Regions from separate parts of the Homo sapiens genome. Here region 1 is linked to region 2. A link is an interaction called in ENCODE POLR2A ChIA-PET data of the cell type or tissue named here. Cell type or tissue: GM12878. All regions are shown on one strand. Each heading gives the region's core, and the rest is flanking DNA. Links, peaks and the distances in the headings are about the cores only. Region 1 holds the start of PTCH2 (patched 2). Region 2 overlaps TESK2 (testis associated actin remodelling kinase 2).

Region 1 (8,334 bases), core at 56-8,055, 630 kb after region 2:
TCCTTTCCCCATACTTGAAGTGAGGGCCCATAAGCTCCTGTGAGCCTATAAGACTGCCAAGATTGCCCTCCAAGCTGTTCCCCAAGGCCAAAGGTCGAACTTCTTCCCAGTTCTTCACTACTTTACTATTACCATCCCACTTCCATACTCAGTGGAGAGAGGGAAATTGTGTTTAGCTGTAGCCCCAACAGGAATCTAGGGCCTGCATGGCCTAGTTGAGAAGTTGTTTCTATTTCCAGAGAATTGCAGGGGATACACTTTCTTTATCCACAGCTATCCCTACTCCTAAGGAGGTACATAAACCAGGCCTTTGTATGCAGCTTTCTAAATAGTTAAATGTGTCTGAGGAAGGGGGAGGCCCATGGAAAGGACCACCCAGACAGAAAGTCTAGAAAGCTCTGCTCTAATGAAGCTGACCCAGAGGGAGAGAGACTGGGCAGGAGAACACATTCTACTGGAAGCCAGTATGACCTGTCCTTGGCCTGAGCCATCTGCCACTACCCAGGATGATTGCATCGGGGCCTTTCTGCCATGGATAAATAGAGAGAGGCTGCATTTGTTCTTAGCCTGTCTCCTTCCCCCACACTTAAAGTGAAGGACCATTCCCTAATCTCTGGCTGCAGCCCTGGCACCAAATACTTGATAGGTACGCCAGGCGCGGTGGCTCACGCCTGTAATCCCTGCACTTTGGGAGGCCAAGGTGGGTGGATCACCTGAGGTCAGGAGTTCAAGACCAGCCTGGCCACCATGATGAAACCCCATCCCTACTAAAAATACAAAAAGTTAGCCCGACGTGGTGGCGGGCGCCTGTAATCCCAGCTATTCAGGAGGCTGAGGCAGGAGAATCGCTTGAACCCAGGAGGTGAAGGTTATAGTTAGCCAAGATGGCACCACTGCACTCCAGCCTGAGCAACAAGAGCAAAACTCCATCTCAAACAAACAAATACTTGATAGGTGCTATTGGCCTCAACCTGCCCACAGGGAAGGAGCATACATACCCAGGCTTGGCCCCTAAATATAACAGGTGGTGATGGGGCTGCCCAGGACCCCCACTTCCCTCCTCCACATCTCAGGGTCATTGACTCTGCTTGGCCTAGATAACAGAAGCAGCCAAAAGCTGGCGAGTGAGAAGCCTAGAGGAATGCCAGAGAAAGCAAGCCTGCCTTGCCTCCACCATGAATTAACTCCCACATGAACCCACCCCTGAAGCCAGACTGGTCACTTTACCCAGCACTGTGTGTATGTGAGTGTGGGCTGCCTCACTTTTCCTGGCACTGTTCCTCAGCCATATGTATTATCTCATTTAATCCTTATGTTAATGTCAGAGATTATGTGACTTCCCTGAGATCTCACAACCAGCAAATGAAAGATCCAGACCATGAGCCATTCCTTTTCCTTTTAGATTCTGTCATCCTCCCACCTCTCCCATCCAGTTCCTTTCACTTCTGGAAACATCCCTGAGTACCCCCAACTCAGTGGTTTCCCCTGTGGTCTCTGTGCTCCCCCTCAGGCTATGAACTTCTAAAAAGCAGGTACCCTGCAACACCAGAACCCAGCAAAGGAATGGACACATAAGAGATCCCAAGGCTGGGCGCGGTGGCTCATGCCTGTAATCCCAGCACTTTGGGAGGCCGAGGCGGGTGGATTGCCTGAGCTCAGAGTTCAAGACCAGCCTGGGCAAAACGGTGAAACTCTGTCTCTACTAAAATACAAAAAAATTAGCCAGGCGTGGTGTCACGCGCCTGTGGTCCCAGCTACTCGGGAGGCTGAGATGGGAGGATCACTTGAGCCTGGGCAGTAGAGGCTGCAGTGCACCAAGATCATGCCACTGCACTGCAGCCTGGGTGACAGAATGAGACCCTGTCTCATTGAAAAAATTTAAAAAAAGGAGATCCCAAGACGTTTGTTTCATGAGTCAGTAATGAGATTTAATTAGATTGCTTTTATCCTGTTATTTGGAGAATATCTCTAGTTTAGGCCCAAAACACGTACCCAGGACCAGTGGAAATGACAGTGAAACAAGCTGTTCTATCATAAAGGAGGCTGCTTGCAGAAAGAGAAGAGAAGCCTCTTTATCCCTTCCTATTCCTGGGGTCTATGGCTTTGGCTCTGGCTGAGCTTAGCTGGGCTCAGGAAACCATTTTGTTTGGGAGAAGACAGGTCATTTTGTAGCTTGGAGCAGCCAGACAGCACTAGGCCCTAGGTTGGAAAGGCTGGAAACTGTAGACCCATTTCTTCCATCCTAGTCTTTGAACTATAAGGCAAGAGGTTTCCTTAATAGACAGACTTGGCCTTGGAAGCATCCATAGAAATGGTGGACTTTGTCACAATTGTTAGCAGTGATGGGCCTATGATGAAAGCAGAGTCCCAAGGCCCAAGTGGTTACAAATCTATTTATCCATGGACCTTATGTCTTGCAGAGTCTGGTAAAAAGGAAGGAGATTAAGACTTACTTAAAGCATAGCATCGGGAGTTGTACTCCTGATGACAACCAGTGCTGAGTCCAGGCCACTCCCTGTCTTCAGCTATTGCCCCAAGAGCAAACTAGGGGCCCATACAGACTTAAGTTAGAGGCTGTTTCTATTTCAGAGACTTGCTAGGGGTACAGTTCTTTTTAACCTTAAATTTTTTATGTTATCATTATTATTGTTTTTTGAGGCAGGGTCTCACTTTGTCGCCCAGGCTGGAGTGCAATGGCACAATCACAGCTCGCTGCAGCCTCTATCAACTCTCCTGCCTCAGCCTCCCAAGTAGCTGGGACTACAGGTGTGCGCCACCACACCCAGCTAATTTTTTATTTTTTGTAGAGATGGGGTCTCACTATGTTGCCAGGGCTTGAACTCCTGGCCTCAAGCAATCCTCCCGCCTCAGCTTCCCAAAGGGCTGGGATTACAAGCATGAGCTACCATGCCACTTTATGCTCAGCAGGACACACTCTATAACAGGGAGAAGAAAGTGCTATTCAGGTAGGCTGCTTTTCATGTGCAGTTACTGTTTGGCCAACAGCATCATACATATATTAGTTCCTCCATAGGCATTTTTCTGGGTGAATGGACAAATGGAAATGGCAAACCTGTTAGGTGTTCACCCCTTCAACCTAAATGTTCCTCTTCCCCAGGACTGAGGCTCTAGAGATGATGTTAATTTGCACAAGCTTTCAAAAAATCAGTTGAGCAGTGTGTATCAAGAGCCATAAAAATGTTCATACTCTTTGACCCAAACAACCCACTTCTGGGAATCTGTCCTAAGGATATTCTCCAAATGATTGATTACAAAAACTACATAGTAACATGAAATATTTATGATGGAATGATTTTTTTTAAGTCTGGAAGAACTGACCAAGAAATTTGCCAGAGATAATAGTAGTTGTGTTAGAAAAATTAGCTTATTGTAGATTCATTTTCTCTTTCTCAAACTTTACATATTGGAATATTGATTTTACCCTACTCTGCCACTTGAGGTTTATCAATCAGGAACCCAATAGAAACAGCACACTCAGATAGGATAGTTGAAAGTTTAATAGAGGGACTATTGCCTCTATTCTTCCCAATTTCCAATCCTTTACACCCTGAATTCTGCAACTCTTAGTGACTCACTCAACAATTATTAAGCACCTATTTATTGTCTGGTGAAGAAGGCAGACTTTCAAGTACATAAGTTTTTGTGTCATAAATGCAATTATACATATATAAATTGAGTTGTTATGCAGAGCACAAAGAAGCAATTATCTGCCAGGAGAGAGACATGAATCAAGGAAGGTTTCAAAGAGGGGGTAGGCTGGGTACAGTGGCTCACGCCTATAATTCCAGCACTTTGGAAGGCCCAGGTGGGCAGATGACCTGAGCCCAGGAGTTTGAGACCAACCTGGGCAACATGGCAAAACCCTGTCTATACAAAATTACAAAAATTAGCTAGGTGTGGTGGTGCACACCTGTAGTCCCAGCCATTTGGGAGGTCGAGGTGGGAGGATCCCTTGAGACTGGGAGCTCAAGGCTGCAGTGTGCTGTGAAGGCACCACTGCACTCCAACCTGGGCAACAGAGGGAGATCCTGCCTCAAAAAAAAAAAAAAAAAGGTGGGTTTTGGGGGTGATTCAAGTTCAGTTTTTGAAGATTATCTGCCAAGACAAAAGGACCAAAACATGTACAAAGGCAGGAACGAGGGAACACTGATGTGAGGGAACTATGGGAGAGAAGGCTTTAGCTAGATCACACAGGGCCCTGTGCTCCAAGTGGGCCTTGTGCTTTGGAGCTATCAGATTTGCATGTTAGAGAAATGACTCTGGTCTCAGTGGAGAGAGTGGACTGAAGAGGGCAAGAATGGAAGCCGGGAAGAGTGAACAGAAGAAATCTTGGGCTTTGATTGGGTCGGAAAGAAAGTGTGGCCCTACCCACTTTGATGCCATCTCTAAGACCTACTGCTACCTGACCCCCGACCTCTGGAAGGAGACTGTATTCACCAAGTCTCCCTATCAGGAATTCACTGACCACCTCGTCAAGACCCACACCAGAGTCTCCGCGCAGAGGATCCAGGCTCCAGCTGTGGCTACAACATAGGGTTTTTATACAAGAAAAATAAAGTGAATTAAGCCTGAAAAAAAAAAAAAAGAAAAGAAAAAGAAATTGTGGCCCTAGGCCGGGCGCGGTGGCTCACGCTTGTCATCCCAACACTTTGGGAGGCTGAGGCGGGCGGATATCCTGAGCTCGGGAGTCTGAGACCAACCGGGGCAACATGGCGAAACCCGTTCTCTACCAAAAATACAAAAAGCCGGGCGTGGTGGTGCATGCCTGTGATCCCAGCTACTCGGGAGGCTGAGGTGGGAGGATGGCTTGAGCCTGGAAGGCGGAGCCTGCAAGCCGAGATGGAGCCACTGCACTCCAGCCTGGGTGACAGAGTGAGACCCCGTCTTAAAAAAAAAAAAAAAAGTGTATCCCTAACAGAGCCCGCAAAGGCCCTTTCTCAGCGTAAGCCTCTGGACTTACACTTGGCCGGCGCTGCGCCTCTCCGGGATCCCCCTCCCTCCTCCTCCCTGGGGCCCCGCGGGCGGGAGGGAGGCGCGGGGTGGCCCAGCCTGGGTGGTCTCCCGCCCCGCCCCCTGCGGCGCCGTTACCTAGCAGCGGGCCGGGCCGCGCGGCTAGGGTAATTTGCGGGCCCCTCAGCCAATGGGAGGGCGTCGCCCCGGCCAGCTCCCTTTTCTGGAGCTCCAGCCGCCTCCCGGGGACTGCAGTTGCCACCTCGAGCCCTGCTGTGCGTCTCGGGCCAGCAATTCCGCCTGCGCGCGGGACCCATTCCTCCTCCAGCCGCCGCGGCCCACGGCCCACGGAGCGGGTGAATCCCGGCGCCGCGCCCCGGACCCGCAGCTCCCTGCACTCCTCCCTCCCAGCCGCTTTAACACCCACACCCCACAGTCTCTCCCACGCCCGCGCCTTGGCGGCCCCACTGAATCCCTACGCGGGGCCCAGCGGTACCGGGAGACCGGGCTAGCCTATGGGAGCGCCCAGATAACGCGGGTTGGGGGCGCCCGCGCCCCCCATCCCCGCCAGCATGACTCGATCGCCGCCCCTCAGAGAGCTGCCCCCGAGTTACACACCCCCAGCTCGAACCGCAGCACCCCAGGTGAGTAGAGGGGGAGCTGGAAGAAGGAAGAGAGCGGAGCCAGGTCTGTCACTCGGGCCTCTGCAAGGTTTGTGATGTCTTGAAGTGCCGAGTGTCATTAGATGTCTGAAGGCAAGTGAGAGCCAGCACCGCAAGCAAGTTGTGCGTGTGTGTCGGTGTGTCTGTGCCGGTGTCTCCTCATCGTCTGGCCAGTGAGAATGAATGTCTGTGGGTTCACCTCTGTGTCCACCCGACGACAGGTGTGTGTACATATGTATCCTGCTCTCAGAAAATGGGCCTATGCCGGCCGGGCGCGGTGACTCACGCCTGTAATCCCAACACTGGGAGGCTGAGGCAGGCAGATTACCTGAGGTCAGGAGTTCGAGACCAGCCAGGCCAACATGGGGAAACTCTGTCTCTACTAAAAATAAAAAATTAGCAGGGCGTGGTGGCGGGCGCCTGTAGTCCCAACTACTCGGGAGGCTGAGGCAGGAGAATCTCTTGAACCTGGGAGGCGGAGGTTGCAGTCAGCCGAGATCACACCACTGCACTCCAGCCAGGGCAACAGAGCGAGACTGCGTCTCAAAAAAAAAAAAAAAAAAAAAAAGGAGAGAAAACAAAAAGAAAAGAAAGGAAAATAGGCCTATGCCTTCCTCAGGTGTGTGCTGGGGATGGTGGGTGTTACATCTTCCAAGTCTGGGCCTGTGTCTGTGTTGGTGCTCCCTGTCCCACATCCAGAAATCAAGAAGCGAGGGCTGGGCAGCAGATATACAGGGTGAGAAGGGAAGGATTTCATGCATTGTTGCAGTGATGCCTGGCTGACCCTTCTCTTTCCATCCCAGATCCTAGCTGGGAGCCTGAAGGCTCCACTCTGGCTTCGTGCTTACTTCCAGGGCCTGCTCTTCTCTCTGGGATGCGGGATCCAGAGACATTGTGGCAAAGTGCTCTTTCTGGGACTGTTGGCCTTTGGGGCCCTGGCATTAGGTCTCCGCATGGCCATTATTGAGACAAACTTGGAACAGCTCTGGGTAGAAGGTAAGTTGTGGACACTGGCCATAGCTGCTCAGGTATGGTGAGCCCAAGACAAGAACGGGGTGAGGAGCTGGCTACTGAGCTCTAGCAGGCCTGGCCCTGGGGCTGGAGGGTCACCTGCTGGCCAGAGTCCTACACCTGGGCATCTAGGAACACCGTTCCCTCCCACAACCATAAATGGACATCTGCAGATGTTAGACCTTGTGAATTGGGTGTATAGAATATTTGTCTGTGATTTTGTACGTTAGCATTTATTGCTAACTTTCTATGTGTGTCTTTGACAATGCATCAGGGTTTTACAAAGGCAGCTAAAACAAGATTCATCTTTCAGTAGCAAAGAAAGTAAAATATGTGCTGGAATAACTAAAATACAATACAGAGCATCCTGTGATTATGTGGTATAAGATAGGGTAGGGAGAAATCACTTCTGACCAGCAGAATCAGAAAAGTTAGAACTAGAAGGCTGGGGAAACTGAGTAAATAATCTGGCCAAGCCTGCAGGGAGAGGACTCAGGCACCCAGGCCCATTTAATGGAAAAGCAATACAGAATCCACACTTTGAGGCAATAGCCAGGGTCAGATGGAATCAAATCCTCACTTTCTTAAGGAAGCATAAAAGAAGAATGATTTTCTTGGGGTTTTTTTTTGGGGGGGGTTGTTTTTTTGTTTGTTTGTTTGTTTGAGACAGAGTCTTTCTCTGTCACCCAGGCTGGAGTGCAGTGGTGCGATCCTGGATCACTACAACCTCACTTCCCGGGTTCAAGTGATTCTCGTGCCTCAGCCTCCAAGTAGCTGGGATCACAGGTGCCCACCAACACACCCGGCTAATTTTTGTATTTTTAGTAGAGACAGCCTAGACCTCCAGGGCTCAGGTCCTCCCACCTCAGCCTCCCAAGTAGCTGGGATTACAGGCGTGCGCCACCACACCCAGCTAATTTTTGTTTTGTTTTGTTTTGGAGACAGAATCTCACTCTGTCACCCAGGCTGGAGTGCAGTGGTGTGATCTCAGCTCAGTGCAACCTCCACCTCCCAGGGTCAAGTGATTCTTGTGCCTCAGCCACCTAAGTAGCTGGGACTACAGGCATAAGCCACCACACCCTGATAATTTTTGGGTTTTTGGTTTTTTGTTTTTTTTTTGAGACAGAGTCTCACTCTGTCTCATCCAAGCTGGAGTTTAGTGGCTTGATATCGTCTCACTGCAACCTCTGCCTCCCAGGTTCAAACGATTCTCCTGCCTCAGCCTCCAAAGTAGCTGAGATTACAGGTGGGCGACACCATGCCTGGCTAATTTTTGTATTATTAGTAGAGACCAGGTTTCACCATGTTGGCCAGGCTGGTCTCGAACTCCTGGCTTCAAGTAATCCGCTCACCTCAGCCTCCCAAAGTGCTGGGATTACAGGTGTGAGCCACCGTGCCTGGCCAGAATGATTTCTCATTAATAATTTCAGCAGGCCAGGCACGGTGGCTCACGCCTGTAATCCCAGCACTTTGGGAGGCCGGGGCGGGCGGATCAAAGGTCAGGAGTTCAAGACCAACCTGGCCAACATAATAAAACCCCATCTCTACTAAAAATACAAAAATTAGCCAGGCGTGGTGGCGGGCGCCTGTAGTCCCAGCTACTTGGGAAGCGGAGACAGGAGAATTGCTTGAACCTGGGAGGCGGAGGTTGCAGTGAGCCAAGATCGCCGCACTGCACTCCAGCCTGGGC
Region 2 (8,334 bases), core at 254-8,253:
AGAGATGGGGTTTCACCGTGTTAGCCAGGATGGCCTTGATCTCCTGACCTTGTGATTCTCCCACCTTAGCCTCCCAAAGTCCTGGGATTACAGGTGTGAGCCACCGCGCCTGGCTAGCTACCTCATTCTTTTAATGACTACATAATATTAAGTTGTATGGATGCACATGGATTGATTGATTGGTCTTGCTCTAGTGCCGAGGCCGGAGTGCGGTGGTGTCATCTTGACTCATTGCAACCTCCGCTCCTGGGCTCAAGCGATTCTCCTGCCTCAGCCTCCCAAGTAGCTGGGACTACAGGCATGGGCCACCACGCTTAGCCAATTTTTGTATTTTTTGTAGAGACAAAGTCTCCTCATGTTGTTCAGGCTGGTCTCAAACTCCTAAGCTCAAATGATCCACCTGCCTCGGGCCTCCCAAAGTGCTGGGATTACAGGTGTGAGCCATTGTGCCTGGCCTGTACTGTAATTTATTTAATCTATCTCTATTTTTGGATATTTGGATTGTCTCCATTTTTCTGTTACTGTATTAGTCAGGGTTCTCTAGAGGGACAGAACTAATAGGATATATGTATATATGAAAGGGAGTTTATTAAGGAAGATTGGCTCACATGATCACAAGGTAAAGTCCCACGATAGGCCGTCTGCAAGTTGAGGAGCAAGGAAGCCAGTGACAAATCAGTCCAAGTTCTAAAACCTCAAAAAGTAGGGAAGCTGACAGTGCAGCCTTCAGTCTGTGGCCAAAGGCCTGAGAGCCCCTGGCAAATCACTGGTGTAAGTCCAAGAGTCCAAAAGCTGAAGAAGTTGGAGTCTGACATTCTTGGGCAGGAAGCATCCAGCATGGGAGAAAGATGAAGGCCGGAAGACTCAGCAAGTCTGCTTTTCCATCTTCTGCCTGCTTTATTCTAGCTACACTGGCAGCTGATTAGATGGTGCCCACCCAGATTGAGGGTGGGTCTTCCTCGTCCACTCCACTGACTCAAATGTTAATCTCCCTTGGCCGCACCCTCACAGACACACTAGGAACAATACTTTGCATCCTTCAGTCCAATCAAGTTGACACTCAGTATTAACCATCACAGTTACCAACAATTTATACTTTAATATTCTTGTACATATATCTTTGTGTACTGATAGCAACTGTCATTTTTCATGGCTATAAAAATATTCTCTTGGCCGGGTGTGGTGGGGGCTCACGCCTGTAATCCCAGCACTTTCGGAGGCTGAGGCAGGTGGATCACCTGAGGTCAAGAGTTCGAGACCAGTCTGGCTAGCATGATGAAAACCCGTCTCCACTAAAAATACAAAAATTAGCCAGGCGTGGTGGCACATGCCTGTAGTCCCAGCTACTTGGGAGGCTGAGGCAGGAGAATTGCTTGAACCCAGGAGGTGGAGGTTGCAGTGAACCAAGATCGCGTCACTGCACTCCATCCTGGGCAACAGAACGAGACTCAAAAAAAAAAAAAAAAAAAAAGGCCAGGCTAACACAAGGAACCTAACTTCCTCTTTCCTCTTGATTACTTTCTTTCCCACAGTCTCTGAAATTCTGAAATAGCCCTCTAACATCAGAAGAAAAGGTGAGTTGCCTTTCTTTTCTTTTCTTTTTTTTTTTTTTTTTTTGAGATAGAGTCTTGCTCTGTTGCCATGCTGTGCACCCAGCCCATGAGTTGCCTTTCTGCCCCAAGTGGTCCTTTTCAGGCCTTCTCATATTTAACTAGGAAAATTGATCAAAGGAGATATTATCCTGGAAATTCATAAATTCACCTAGTGCTTTACCATCTCACATTATTTGCATCGGGTCCAATATTAGTTTTGTGTTATTTCATATTCCAGCATATAAAGTTATAGATACATTTAGTATACACAGAAGATCAGAAACTGCATTAAAAAAAAAAAAAGAGATGGAGGCCAGGTGTGGTGGCTCACACCTGTAATCCCAGCACTTTGGGAGGCCAAGGCAGGTGGCCAAGGCAGGCCAAGGTCAGGAGTTCGAGACTAGCCTGACCAACATGGTGAAACCCCATTTATACTAAAAATACAAAAATTAGCCCAGCGTGGTGGTACGCACCTGTAATCCCAGCTACTCAGGAGACTGAGGCAGGAGAATCGCTCGAACCCAGGAGGTGGAGATTGCACTGAGCTGAGATCATACCATTGCACTTGAGCCTGCACGACAGAGAGACATTCCGTCTCAAAAAATAAATAAATACAATAAAAAAAAAAGAGATGGGGTCTTGCTATGTTGCCCAGGCTGGTCTCAAAGTCTTGGCCTCAAGCAGTCCTCCTGTCTTGGCCTCCCAAAGTGCTGGGATTACAGGAGTGAGCAACTGTGCATGGCCCAGAAAATTTTTTTTTGAGACCGAATCTCACTCCATCACCCAGGCTAGAGTGCAATCTTGGCTCACTGCAGGCTCCGCCTCCTGGGTTCAAGTGATTCTCATGCCTCAGCCTCCTGAGTAGCTGGGACTACAGGCATGCACCACCACACCTGGCTAATTTTTTGTGTATTTTTGGTAGAGATAGGGTTTCATAATGTTGGCCAGGCTGGTCTCGAACTCCTGAGGTCAGGTGATCTGCTTGCCTCAGCCTCCCAAAGTGTGAGCCACTGCGCTTGGCCAAAAAATGTCATATATGATCTTAATATCATTATTATACTTAACTAAATTAACAGTAATTTTCTACTATTGTCTGGTAGTCGTGCTTATTAAAACTTCCCCAATTGGCTGGGCATGATGGCTCATGCCTGTAATCCTAGCACTTTGGGGGGCTGAGGCGGGAGGATTGTTTGAGCCTAGGCGTTTGAGGCTGCAAATGAGCTATGGTTGAGCCACTGCACTACACCCTGGGTGACAGAGCAAGACCTTATCTTAAAAAAAAAAAAAAAAATCCCTAATTGTCTTTTATAGCTGGTTTGTTCAAATCAGGATCTAGCCAAGTATCATCATTGCATTTGGTTATTTTAACTGTTAATTCTTCAGAGTCAGAATTTGAACATAGTAGTGTGTACTCCAATGCGTTTGCTTTTTGTTATGTCATTGGAAAGAAGAAAAGCTTTTTAACAACCAGAACTTTGCAATAATAGAACAGACTACTGTAGTGAGCTCTTTGTTACTGGTGTTGTTTTAGTAGGCCAGGCTGACTCTGCCTTCTGTAGTGTCCAATCCAGTGGACAGTTTTCTTCATACCATATACTACTTTGTGGTATTTGATATGTGTGTTGTTTCCACTTTTGGTTTCTGTGACATATTAGGTTGGTGCAAAAGTAATTGTGGTTTTTGTCATTACTATCAATGGCAATATACTTTCTTCTGGTTTTATTCTTGCGTTTTTCCTTTTTAGTCTCATTTGTATACTCTTCCTTTTTTTGTCCTGTATATATTGATGTTCCCTTGACCACTTACCTGCTTTCACCTAAGCACAAAAAGAAGGTGCCTGGGCTTTGGTGCATGGTAGGAACTCGGTATTACCTAGAGTCATATTCTGTACTTTGGGAAATTTTTTAGTAAGTGCTAGTGACTTTTTTTTTTTTTTTTTGAGACGGAGTCTTACTGTCTTGCCAGGGAGTGCAGTGGCACGATCTCGGCTCACTGCAAGCTCTGCCTCCCGGGTTCACACCATTCTCCTGCCTCAGTCTCCCGATTAGCTGGGACTACAGGCACCCGCCACCACACCTGGCTAATTTTTTTGTATTTTTTTTTTTTTTTTTTTTTAGTAGAGACAGGGTTTCACCGTATTACCCAGGATGATCTCAATCTCCTGACCTTGTGATCCGCCTGCCTTGGCTTCCCAAAGTGCTGGGATTACAGGCGTAAGCCACCGCGCCCGGCATGCTAGTAACTTTTAAGTGTACATCTTCAGTCTAGTCCTCTCTCCTAAGCTCCAGTATGGTGTCTCCAACAGCCTCCTGGACATTGTTAACTGGTGTTCCTTCAGGCAACTTAAACTCAGTAAGATCTGAGAAGAATTTGCGTCTCCTTACACATCATATCCTTTAGGTGAATGGCTAGCCATTCTCCCAGTTACCCAAACCAGAAACATGGGAGGGATTCTAGTTAAACTTGGAGTCATCTGGGTACCTCTTGTACCTCATATGTCTACTTGATCACCTTTTTTTTTTTTTTTTTTGAGATGGAGTTTTGCTCTTGTCCCCCAGGCTGGAGTGCAATGGCGCAATCTTGGTTCACTGCAATTTCTGCCTCCTGGGTTCAAGCGATTCTTCTGCCTTAGCCTCCCAAGTAGCTGGGATCACAGGTGCCTGCCACCATGCCTGGCTAATTTTTGTATTTTTAGTAGAGGTGGGGTTTCCCCATGTTGGCCAGGCTGGTCTCGAACTCTTGACCTCAGGTGATCTGCCCGCCTTGGCCTCCCAAAGTGCTGGGATTACAGGTGTGAGCCACGGTGCCCGGACTTGAACACCTTTTTTTTTTTTTTTGAGATGGAGTCTTGCTCTGTCGCCCAGGCTGGAGTACAGTGGCACTATCTCGGCTCACTGCAAGCTCCGCCTCCCAGGTTCATGCCATTCTCCTGCCTCAGCCTCCCGAGTAGCTGGGACTACAGGTGCCGGCCACCATACCCGGCTAATTTTTTTGTATTTTTAGTAGAGACGGGGTTTCACCGTGTTAGCCAGGATGGTCTCGATCTCCTGACCTCATGATCCACCCGCCTCGGCCTCCCAAAGTGCTGGGATTACAGGCGTGAGCCACTGCGCCTGGCCAGAACACCTTTTTAAAAATGTCACTTATCTCTGCTCAGCATGGTAGTGCTGAGGCGGCTGAGGTGGCTGAGGCAAAGGGGATCCCTTGAGCTTAGGAGTTCGAGGCTGTAGTGTGCAGTGATCATGCCTGTAAAGTCCAGCCTGGGCAACATAGTGAGACCCCCATCTCTAAAAAAATGGTCACTTATCTTCTCTCACTTCTTTTTCCTCACTGCCAGTACCTTAATTAAGCCTTCCCTCTTATCTGTCATTAACAATTATCTTGTTTGGGTGCAGTGGCTCATGCCTGTAATCTCAGCACTTTGGGAGGCTGAGTTGGGCAGATCACCAGGTCAAGAGATTGAGACCATCCTGGCCAACATAGTGAAACCCCATCTCCACTAAAAATACAAAAAAATTATCTGGGCATAGTGGTGCGTGCCTGTAGTCCCAGCCACTCGGGAGGTGGAGGCAGGAGAATCGCTTGAACCCGGGAGGCAGAGGTTGCAGTGAGCCGAGATCGCACCACTGTTCTCCAGCCTGGGCAACAGAGCAAGACTGTCTCAAAAAAAAAATTATCTTATTGTACTCTATTATATTCATTGATTTACATGTATCTTTCAGGAGACTGAGTTCTTGGAAAGGTGGAGTCATGTTTTATTCCATTTTGTACATCCTCCTACCAGAGAGGCAATATTAACATAGCGATTAAGAGTACAGCCTCTGGGTTTGAATTCTGGCTCCTCCGCTTCTTTTTTTTGAGACGGAGTCTTGCTCTGTCGACCAGGCTGGAGTGCAGTGGTGTGATCATAGCTCACTGCAACCTCTGCCTCCTGGGTTCAAGTGATTCTTCTGCCTCAGCCTCCTGAGTAGCTGGGACTATAGGTGCACGTCACCATGCCTGACTAATTTTTGTATTTTTAGTAGAGATGGGATTTCACCATGTTGGCCAGGATGGTCTCGACCTCCTGACCTCGTGATCCACCTGCCTCAGCTTCCCAAAGTGCTAGGATTACAGGTGTGAGCCTCTGTGCTCAGCCTTCTACCACTTCTTGGTTGTGAGATTGGGCAAGTTAATTCCTTAATGCCTTCGTTTACACATTTGTAAATTGGGGGTAATAATGGCATCTATTTTATAGGACTGTTATGGATATTAAATGTAAAGCACTTGGAAAAGCATCTGGATTATAGTAAATGCTCAGTAAATACTATAGCACCTGTCCTAAAGCCTTGCACCTAGTGGCTACCCAATTAACATTTGAGTCAGCTAATAGAGGGGATTCCTGAATTGGTCTAAAGATTAAACTAGTTCATCTCTAACTGCCTTTATAACTTTCACCCTAAGTTTCTGTTTTATGTCATGGCTTAGGGCCTGGTGGATTGAAGTTACACAGCAAATATGATGCTTATTTAGAAGAGCTAATACACTTTTAAGAACTGGCTTTTGATCTGTCTGGTACTAATATATGCCATTGTGTATATTCGTGGTTAATTAGATAAGGGATGCCAGTTTTTATGCTAGATTGCCTTTGGTTTGAATGGAAACTGCAACTCATTATTTCACAGCAGGAAGGTAAGCTCAGCAGTATTGCTTTTATTTTTAATTAGATAGTCATCCTGAAACGTGTCTGTATTAGCTGTGTTGGTCCATAGAAAGAATAACAGCTGAGCAGACTTGTCATGTAGATTTGCCATGTGTTTGGTATTGATACACAGCTAATGTACTTGTCAGTATTCCCATTCTAGAAAATAAGTGGCCAGTTTTCGGGGCTACATATTACTCATAATGAATCCTTAATTTATTCTGGATTAGGTGGGGACTTTTTATGATTATAGAAAGAAAACAATGTGATGAGGATATTGGTATATTATGTTTGCAGTCTTTTTCTACTCTTTATATCTAGGGTGTGAAAGTCCACTGAATTCTCAGAAATCTTTTTTGATGACTTTGTGGGATAATATTACCAACTTTGTGCACATATGATTCCATATTTGGATGGACATTGACAATTTTTGATTGCTGGCTGACACTGCCAAATCCAGCTACCTGTTGGTAGATAGCTTTCTAGTGCATTGCAGGATTAAATTTGTGTCTGGACTATTGTGAAGTTGTATCTACTTTGTTTTGCTGAAATGAAGGGGTGAGAAACAGCAGATACTGTGCATTAGAATGGAAAATAGAGAATGATTGGGATTTGGCATATTTTCCCTGTCAGCATGGCATCCATTCTTTAGAAAGCCTGTTTAAATCAATACTGATTTTTCTGTCTGTAGAATGTGATTGAATGACTGAAGGAAGGCTTTTGCCTCAGAGACTGGTAGAGCCATCATTTGTACACTTTTTACTCACCCTGTTGAGGGAAGTTGGGGAATAGTAGTAGCTTTCTACGTAGCTAACCCACAAATCATTTTTCACAGAAATTTGATGTATTTCTGAAGGAGACATGTTATAATGGGAAGTGCTTAGGTTTGAAACTACTAGATTTGAATCCTGAGTCTCACTAGTTGTTTATATTTGGAGAAGTCATAATCTCTCAGGATTTTGATTTCTTTTTCTTTAAATTAGAGATGATAATACATGCTTTGCAGAGTTGTCACAAAGATTACAGATAACATACAAAACCCTTGGTAGAATGCGTGGTCTGTAGTAAATAGTGGCTGCAGTTATTATTTCCAGAAGCATATTTCAGACAGGAGTGTGGTCTGAGAGTCCTAAAAATTTCCTTGATATTTCTGAAAAATGATTTTTGGAATTCTTACTTTGGAAAGATTAAAAAATATAATATTGAAGATAGGCTATTTAGTTCACTAACTTTTTTTTAATTGGTAGCTTTTCAAATTACTTTCCCCAATCAAAGCTTTTAGTTGTATTTTCTTTGTGAAAAACAAATCAACTCCTATATAAATGAAATTAATATTTGAAAAAACAAACCTACCTATGTAGAAAAGAAAAAGTTTTGAACTTCCAAGTTTATAATATTTAAGTTGAGAACATAGTTACTAAAAAATTACTTGTGTCCTTATAAGCCACATAATTTGGGCATTTTTGAAAGACTGCTAAATGCTATTTCCTAGTCTAAGAACAAAAATGATTAAGCTTCTCTAACACAGTGTTTCTCAACCAGGGCATTATTGGCATTTAGGGCAGGACAATTCTTTGTTTTGTGCATTGTAGGACATTTAGCTTCCCTAGCACCTGCCCACTAAAATACCAGTAGTGCTCATCCCACACCCCCATCATTGTGACAATAACGCCTTATGTTTTTCTGGTAATGTGATGGTAACTGTAGTTATCTCTGTTCCAAAAAAAGTATATTAATACTTTGAGGGACACTATTAGTATCAATAGATAATACTCAATATATAAGACCAAGAGAGGTAATCCAGAGGCAGAAACCATCATAAAATGTCATATATTTGAAATAATGTATTTTCTTATTTTAAAAGTAATCATTCCCACATTTTATAAAATTGGGCTTGGTTTTAGGGTTTGTACGTGTATATCTTTGCTGCCTTTTATTAGTTATTAAAATTTGTCAGAATAAATTGACAGCCATTTATAGCTTGGTTGATTTCATTTAAAATATAGTCATTTAGTTTGCTCGCCAAGGGAGCAGAAGGCATGGTTTGGAAGTTTTCTCTTG

What was found. ChIA-PET counts read pairs that join two places held together with the same protein. Peaks named below come from ENCODE experiments on the same cell type or tissue, not always from the same donor. Only the 100,000 strongest peaks of a DNase experiment are listed, where the experiment ranks them.
Region 1: POLR2A ChIA-PET joins it to region 2 with 10 read pairs; 2 of 35 experiments call an interaction of 5 or more read pairs at or near these places.

What each region holds. Positions count from the first base shown.
Region 1 is chr1:44,840,142-44,848,475 of GRCh38, reverse strand. It overlaps PTCH2 (patched 2), which reads left to right and starts at 5,223. Exons shown (of 22, transcript NM_003738.5): 1 at 5,223-5,615; 2 at 6,437-6,629. The coding sequence starts at 5,544. RefSeq lists a silencer at 5,008-5,277. In GM12878, for the core only: no CTCF peak of the experiment used is centred there; no DNase peak of the experiment used is centred there; H3K4me3 peaks cover 693 bases.
Region 2 is chr1:45,468,347-45,476,680 of GRCh38, reverse strand. All of the region lies in intron 1 of TESK2 (testis associated actin remodelling kinase 2), which reads left to right. Among named protein-coding and RNA genes, the nearest start is that of TESK2, 19 kb to the left of the region's middle. RefSeq lists a silencer at 3,077-3,126. In GM12878, for the core only: no CTCF peak of the experiment used is centred there; a DNase peak (open chromatin) is centred at 6,210.